3 separate regions of the Homo sapiens genome follow, and regions 2 and 3 are each linked to region 1. Evidence: chromatin loops called from intact Hi-C (ENCODE). Cell type or tissue: endothelial cell of umbilical vein. All regions are shown on one strand. Region 1 overlaps RNASE4 (ribonuclease A family member 4). Region 2 has its middle 26 kb from the start of RNASE10. Region 3 overlaps LOC107984671 (a long non-coding RNA gene).

Region 1 (2,500 bases):
GTAGGTGTATGATCTTTGGGGAGTGTTTGGTTCCCGGGAGGCTCCAATTCCCGACAGTTTGGATAGACTCAGCATACGTCACAGAAAGTTTACAAACTACTTTTAATACCTTACATCTGGGAATCTAGGTGGAGGAAGAGGACAGAGGAATATTTAGGCTTTGCCTTTCCTCTCACATGACTATTGTTTTTCTTTGTCATTAATTTTATTATTTTTCTTTTCTTTTTTGTCATGTGGCTATTATTCTAATGTGATTTAAAATCTATTCTAATTCTAGAATAATATATGTTATACATTAATTTAAAATGTATTATTCTAATTCTAATGTAAAATCAGGTCCTTTTGGAAATCCTTTTAATTCTATTTTTTAAAAAAAAGCAAAACCAGAATACCCAGTTACAGTTCTTAGAAGACAGTTGATAATAGCTACTGTTTGAATGAACTAATAAGTGAAATGAGTAAGCTAATGAACAAATGCAATTAAATGGATAGAGTAAAGATGTTTCCCAGGCTTATGAAATTGACTAATAAGAAAAGCTAAGAAATGTTTAAAAAATAAATTTAAACAGCACAATATTCTCAAAAGAAAACTTGGATTGTGTCTTCTTCTCCTTGCTGTTTCTATGCATAACCTAAAAAATCTAGGCCATGGAGATACATTGCTTTGTCTTGCATCTATTCTTGATGTTCCTTCTGTCTTGTCAATAGTTGTTGGTAGCTGTCTGTCTTCTCTGGTTGCAGCATCATTGTGTTGTCACCTCTTGGCAGTGAAAAATAGGCATATATTTTATAGCATTAAAAAAAAAAGCCAGAGTGGCAACAAAAAAAGCATTGCCATGTAGTTTCAGAACATTCATTGCTTTCATTGACAGATTAAAGAAAGGAATCCAGGCCTATCTTAGTCTACACCCTGTGCTCTTTCCACTATCTACTGCCTCTCTCATCCCACACCCAAAATATTCAGGATATCAAAGACATTTATGCTCAGAATTGCTACTTCCCAGCAGCAGAGTTTAATCAAGACTGGAGGTGGACTCACTCACCAACTGACTAGCCAGATGCTGCCATCTGGCCGTCACTCCTGGAATTGATGTGAATTGTGAATCGGCTTGATTCTTGCAGTGTAGCAGGGCTGATTCACTACAGCAAAGAAAAATCATCCCTGATTCAATAGGAAGTGAGCAACGCAAATTAGCAAGGGCAATGTTTTGAGAGTCAGGCAGCCCAACTCTGTATGTGCAGTCCAAGGACTGACCCCAGTTGAACTCCTAGTTTGATGTATATGGGTACTATTGTCTTTTGATTTCAAATTCTGCTTCGTAATGGTGGATCACACTGTGTGAATGACTGAAATGGCTTCCAAACGACCTGTACCTTACTTTGTTCTGCTGAAAGGCTACCTTTTCATTATTGATAATGAAAGCAGTATCAAACATGGATATTGTTCTTTTAAATGCCACCTCCTATATCCATAGCCATCTTTTGCCTTTGCACATAAAGATATCAAGCTGTATGTCATATCTGTGTGCCTGCAGCTGTAGATGTGAGATACAGTGTTAGGAAGAGAGGGAAGTAAAGAGGTTGTGGGAGGAAGGGCAGATGTTTGATTTCCTTTTTGCCCCAAGAACAATGCATACAACTTCTGAAGGTATACTTAGTACTTGGATTATAGCTTCAGCAGATCAATATACTTTGGTTTGCTCTTCCGGTGGCACCTCGAGTTTCCATGGTTTTATCTACTTTCTCTCATCCTGATTCTTTGTGACCAAAAATATGGTTTAGCAAGATGACTAGCTACAGAGAAAACCTCACCTATGCATGCGAGAGCAGACCCAGGACGTCAGCTTTTCTGCACTACTCAAGTAAACAAGACATAGAGAAATATTTGAGGACAGCAGGCCAGTGTGGATACCAATGGGTGCATCTCAAAGCTGTAGCTACAAGAGAAAATTGAATGATCTCCACATCATCCCAACGCACACTTTTGGGTCAGGATTTTCCCCAAACGCTTTCTCCACTGCACCACCCTGACTCACAGTAAGAACTTCTTTTGACACCGTGGTCTAAAAGACTGAGGCTGTGACCATGAGAAAATTACTTAATCTCTCTCAGCAGATTTCCTCATAAGCAAAATGAGCATGTAATACCTACCTCTTAGGGATGTTATGAAAAGAAAATCAATCTAAGCGCCTATAACAAGGCCTAGCACAGGGTAAATGCTCAGTAAATATTGGCAATTACTGCATTTTTTTTTTTTTACCACTTCCATTTTTCTTGGTTTCCTCTGCTTCTGTCAATCTGGATAAAATAATGAATGACTACAGAGTTGCATATATTATTGACTCCTCTTTATTTCGTAGAGCTAACTGTATTCTCAAGATATTGGAAGTCTGTTTTTAAACTATAAAATATCTCAGCTACTAGATTCCTAGAAAAATGTTTCTTCTCCAAATTGCATGGAATTTTCTTCCTTGCATGTCACTATTCTTCAAAGCATTTA
Region 2 (2,500 bases), 170 kb after region 1:
TTATAGCAGCCAGAATAGACTAAGACAGATAGTTTTCTTTCACTATATCATCTAATTTTTAAAGACATTATTACTCCCATTTTATAATAAACTACTGTCAGAGGAGTGAAGTAACTTACTAAAGGTTACACCATAATAATGGCAGAGTTGGAACGAAATATATATGTCTAATTCCACAGCACACTCTTTTCAGTCCATGATCCAAAATCCAAACCATAGAAATTGGTACCACTTAATCACTTCAGAATTCTCACTAACAAATTTTAGAGGCATTTTGAGAAATAATAAAATAAAAGTAATCCAGAAATTGACCATACTTACATATTTCTCTTACTTATTTTTTCTTTTTCACACATTATAGCTTCTTCTTCTTAGTCCAAGCTCAGTCATCACCTCTCTTGCCCTCCCTATATCCCCACACACTTAAGTTAGTTCTCTTTTCTTGATTTCAGATATTTTCCTTTTTTCCCTCAGATTTGTAGAAACCTGAATGATGAGGTAAAAATATTACTATCCTAAATAACTGACAACAGCTTTTCTTAGGAAGTAAAGTAACTCTTTTTGGGAAAATAACATCATATGCTGCTCACCTAGCAGGTAAGATGTTAAGGCCATACATGTCACAGGAAGTTACATAATAAATATGTGCCTTAAATATAGCAGAAATCAAGGAAAATAATTTGTTTTGTTCTAAGGAAGAGGGGACGAAACAGAGGGACTGTGTGTGTGGATATAAAAAAATCACAAGCCAGCAAGAAAGTGTAAGGTTGAGAACTGTACAAGATGAAGGGCCAGTGAACTGAAGATGGTGTGGCCAATTACATTTTAAGAAAAGAGATGTAATCTGGGTAAAATAAAAAGTTTTCTCAACACAAAAACATAAACCCTCATTTACTCTTTAACTTCCAAATCTACTCCTGAAGACTTTACCTGAGTTGGGGTGTGTGTAGCAGAAGGGGACAGGTATAAATAAGAGTTAAGAAAGGAGCTGGGTTTCAGGAATGGGGTCAACATGGGACCTCACATGCAAAAAAAGTATCCAAAAAGCAGAGCGGATCATAAGGATAAAAGCCTCACCAGAAATCTGCAGAAATATTAAAGAAGGGAGTTGGAGTTCTTCCATGTTACAGTTCCAATCATGGCGCCATCTGGTGGCACATCTCACGCACGTTGTAGATACTGGGGGTTTTATCATGATCATCATTTAAGACAAGGTCTCGCTCTGCCATCCAGGCTGGAGTGCAGTGGCACAATCATAGTTCACTGCAGCCTCAACTTCCTGAGCTCAAGTGATCCTCCCGCGTCAGCCTCCCAAGTAGCTGGTACCACAGGCATGAACTACCACACCGACTCATTTCTTTCTTCCCCCTTCCTTCCTTCCTTCCTTTTCTTTCTTTCTCTCTCTTTCTTTCTTTTTCTTTCTTCCTTTCTTTCTTTCTCTTTCTCTCTTTCCCTCCCTCCTTTTCTTTCTTTTCTTTCTTCTTCCTTTCTTCCTTTCTCTCTCTCTTTCCCTCTCTTTCTCTTTCTTTCTTTCCTCTTTTTTTTTTCTCGTAGAGACAGAATCTCCCTATGTTGTCCAGGTTGGTCTCAAACTCCTGGGCTCAAGTGATCCGCTCGTTTTCACCTCCCAAAGTGCTGGGATTACAGGTGTGAGTCACTGCACTGGCCACTTTAAATATTTTTGAGAAATTGATTCATAAAAGAGAAAAGACTGGAGCTACCATAAATTCAGCGCCTACCATGTGCTTAGAATTGTATGTGTGTATATAATTTTAACAACATTGAGCTATCTTTATTTTAAAGAGAAATTTATTCGTCAAAGTCTACAAAATTGGTTTTATTTGTTTGCAAGGTCCATTCTCCACACATACTCGACAGTCTCCATAATTCTGTGAAGACTGTAATTTAAAAACATAAAGTGAAAGAAACATCACAAAGCAGAGAACAGAGGATAAAGCCTTAATAACCTCTAGTTAGTATATTCCGAGTTATTTGGGGAACTATTGTTTTCAAAACAAACAAACAAAAACTTGTAAAAGGAAAGCAAAAAAGAACAAGCACTTGGAAAATAAATATATAAAATAGCAGGAGTGGAAGAATTAGTATTAGGTTCAAAAGATAAAGTCAAAGAAATGACTTCCAAAAGAGGAAAAACAGAAGAAAAGATAATACAGTAGAGCAATCCAAGAGATTCAATATTTGACTAATAGAGTTCCAGGAAGAGAGGAGAGAGGGAAACAGAAATTGGAAATTTACTGAAGTAAATTTCCCATACCCGAAAAGTTGAGTTTCCAAATTAACCCCACCCCCATCCCCAGTGCAGGATACAATGACTCGTACCTAAGCATGTCACTGTGAAGATTGAGAACAGAGGCATAAAAAGATCCTGTAAGCTTTCTAGGAAAAGGGAAGCATCAATTTCAAAGATTCAAAATGGCGTCAGGCTTCTCAACAATAGAACTGGATGATAGATGACTCTGAAGCAATGCATTTTCACAAT
Region 3 (2,500 bases), 60 kb before region 1:
GCACTCCAGCCCCCTCTTTTATCTCCATGTGCACTGGCTGCATGTTTCTTGCTTTTCCTGAGACCCCCGTCTGCCCAAATGCAATATTCACTCTTTAGCAGACTTCTGGGGAAAAAGCTTTTTCCTTTTTCATCTCAGGGTGAGTGAGTAGCATCTATAGTCTCAGTGTCTGTTCTGGTGGGACCTGCAGGTATAATTGCTGTTTTTCCGGGGGAAAAAGTTACTTGAGCACTTAATTTGCATAGTATGTCTTGTTCTAGCAGGAGAATCAGCCATTCTGGCATATAGAGAAGGCTGTGCCTTAGTTCCGGGTTTTCCAGTTTGCATTCTGAAGGTTGTAAGAAAGCCTTTTGTTGCCTTCCTCCTGCAACCCCTGTCACAGGCACAGTCATTTTGGTGCTCTTTGCCTCTGGGGTGTTAGGAACTGAGTAGGTCACTCCCTTTTTGACCAATAAATCAATTAGTTTGTTCCCCATTGTCAATTGCACCCAGGGCTTCTGTGAGGAAATTCCTCATTCTCTATCAGAGCTGTAGTCCTGGTTCCACCATCTGCTGGTGGGTCCTTTCCTTCGCGCTTTCCTTTTTTTGTGGCCCTTGGCTTCCTTCATTTTGGGGCAGTTAACCTTCCATTGGCCCTCTTCCTTATGACAGGTGCATTGGTTGTGGCCCAAAGGCTTACCCTGACTTTTCTGGCATGGAGGCTTCCCTGCTTATTCCACATATACGGTGCCTGACTTGTATTTCTTTGCCATTGTACACTGTGAAAGCAATGTCAACTAGCTGAGAAGGGGTAATTCCAGTGCAGCCTCTTTTCTTTTCTAGCTTTCTCTTTATAGCAGGGGCACTCTGCTGAATGAAAGTCTTATATACCAACCTCGAATTCTCAGGGTCTTCTGGTTTCATATCAGTGTATCTGCAGAAGGCTTGGTAAATGCATTCTAAGAATTCAGAGCGGTCCTTATTTGCCTTTTGAATGACTGTCTGAACTTTATTGAAGCTCTTTTGGTTTGGCGCCCCCTCCTGATTCTGACCTGAATGCATGCTTGGTAGTGTTCCAGATGGGTCATGTCCCCATCTCAATTGGGGTCTCAATTAGGGTTTGTACCTGGAATTGCCCCTGCAGGATCGGAGATATTGTTTGTCTCATGGAGGTGATGGGCCTCTTCATTTGCCTTCTCTATTACTAGCCTTCTTTCATCTGTGGTCAGAAGCATAATAAAAAAGACCAAACATCTGCCCAGGGGGGCTGGTGGGTAGCAAAGATGGATTCAAAGAGATTAGTCATTTTCTGGGGGTCTTCTCTATAAGGTTGTTTGGAGCTTTTCCAATTTAGCAAGTTGGATGTTGAAAATAGGCTGTAAGTCCAGTAATGTCTGACAGATGGCACTTCTATGTGTGAACCACCCATAGGCATCTGCCTAAGTGGGAATTGCCCTGCTCCAGTCACAGTATTGCCCTGTCCAAACAGAGTGCCCTGTTGGGTCTTGGAGGGACAGACCATTCCAACTCCCTCATCATATTGAGATGGGGCAGTAGCCCCTTCCTCCAAATTTGGAGCATCATGTGGTGATGGTGAGGCAGCCAACTAGCTGTGGAGAAGGTGGTGAGGCAGCCAAGTAGCTGTGGAGAAGGTGGTGCAGCAGCCATGGCGGCAGGAGCTGCTGGGGCAGCTGGGTTTAAAGCATTTAAAAGAAATCTTTATCCCTTTGTTCCTGCATCTGGCTATCTGGCTTATGAAAGACCCTCTTCTCATCTCTTTGTACAGCCAGCAGAAGCCCCCTGCCCCATCCTGAATCCTGATTTTGCAATAATATGAGAACTTGGAATAAGGCATTTCTTCCCATTTCCCAGATCTCTGACAAAATAATTCTAACTGAATTAAAGTCCAGTACAGGGTACTCCTGTTCAGAGGCCAAATTCATCACCTAATCTGTAAGAAGTCTAAACAGTATTGTAGGCCTGGTGAGGTGGCTCACACCTGTAATCCCAGCACTTTGGGAGGCCAAGGTGGGCAGATCACCTGAGGTCAGGAGTTTGAGACCAGCTTGGCCAACATGGTGAAACCCCCATCTCTACTAAAAGAGATTAAAAAATTAGCCAGACATGGTGCCTCGTGCCTGTAATCCCAGCTACTCGGGAGGCTGAGGCAGGAGAATCTCTTGAACCCTGGAGACAGAGGTTGCAGTGAGCCAAGATTGTGCCACTGCACTTCAGCCTGGGCAACAGAGTGAGACTCTATCTCAAGAAACAAACAAACAAACAAAAAACAATATTGTAATAATAGATCATCTTATTCTTGGTCATGAGCTCCTAGCTATAAGCCCTCCAGTTAGCGAGAATGCGACTCAGGGGCTTCTAGAGGGCATTGAGACCTTGTTGCCCATTCTGGCTTGGTTCCTGTACCTGTACCACTTGACCCTGCTGAAACAGTGGTGACACCTTCTTTTCACAGCCTTGTTTCTTCTGCTCCTGTACTCATCATCTCCCATAACTAGACTTC

What was found. Peaks named below come from ENCODE experiments on the same cell type or tissue, not always from the same donor. Only the 100,000 strongest peaks of a DNase experiment are listed, where the experiment ranks them.
Region 2: a loop joins it to region 1, with 3.0 times the contacts of the local background. A loop is called at or near these places in 54 of 110 quality-filtered maps.
Region 3: a loop joins it to region 1, with 6 times the contacts of the local background. A loop is called at or near these places in 12 of 110 quality-filtered maps.

What each region holds. Positions count from the first base shown.
Region 1 is chr14:20,696,490-20,698,989 of GRCh38, reverse strand. All of the region lies in intron 1 of RNASE4 (ribonuclease A family member 4), which reads right to left. The region is part of intron 3 of EGILA (EGFR interacting lncRNA); the gene reads left to right. Among named protein-coding and RNA genes, the nearest start is that of ANG, 9.0 kb to the right of the region's middle. In endothelial cell of umbilical vein, a CTCF peak has its summit at 1,072; a DNase peak (open chromatin) is centred at 1,079; H3K27ac peaks cover 322 bases.
Region 2 is chr14:20,529,814-20,532,313 of GRCh38, reverse strand. No RefSeq gene overlaps it. Among named protein-coding and RNA genes, the nearest start is that of RNASE10, 26 kb to the right of the region's middle. RefSeq lists an enhancer at 979-1,478. In endothelial cell of umbilical vein, a CTCF peak has its summit at 1,149 (motif pointing left); a DNase peak (open chromatin) is centred at 1,143; H3K27me3 peaks cover 179 bases.
Region 3 is chr14:20,756,677-20,759,176 of GRCh38, reverse strand. The region is part of intron 2 of LOC107984671 (a long non-coding RNA gene); the gene reads left to right. Among named protein-coding and RNA genes, the nearest start is that of EDDM3B, 10 kb to the left of the region's middle. In endothelial cell of umbilical vein, a CTCF peak has its summit at 1,027 (motif pointing left); a DNase peak (open chromatin) is centred at 1,016; H3K27me3 peaks cover 202 bases.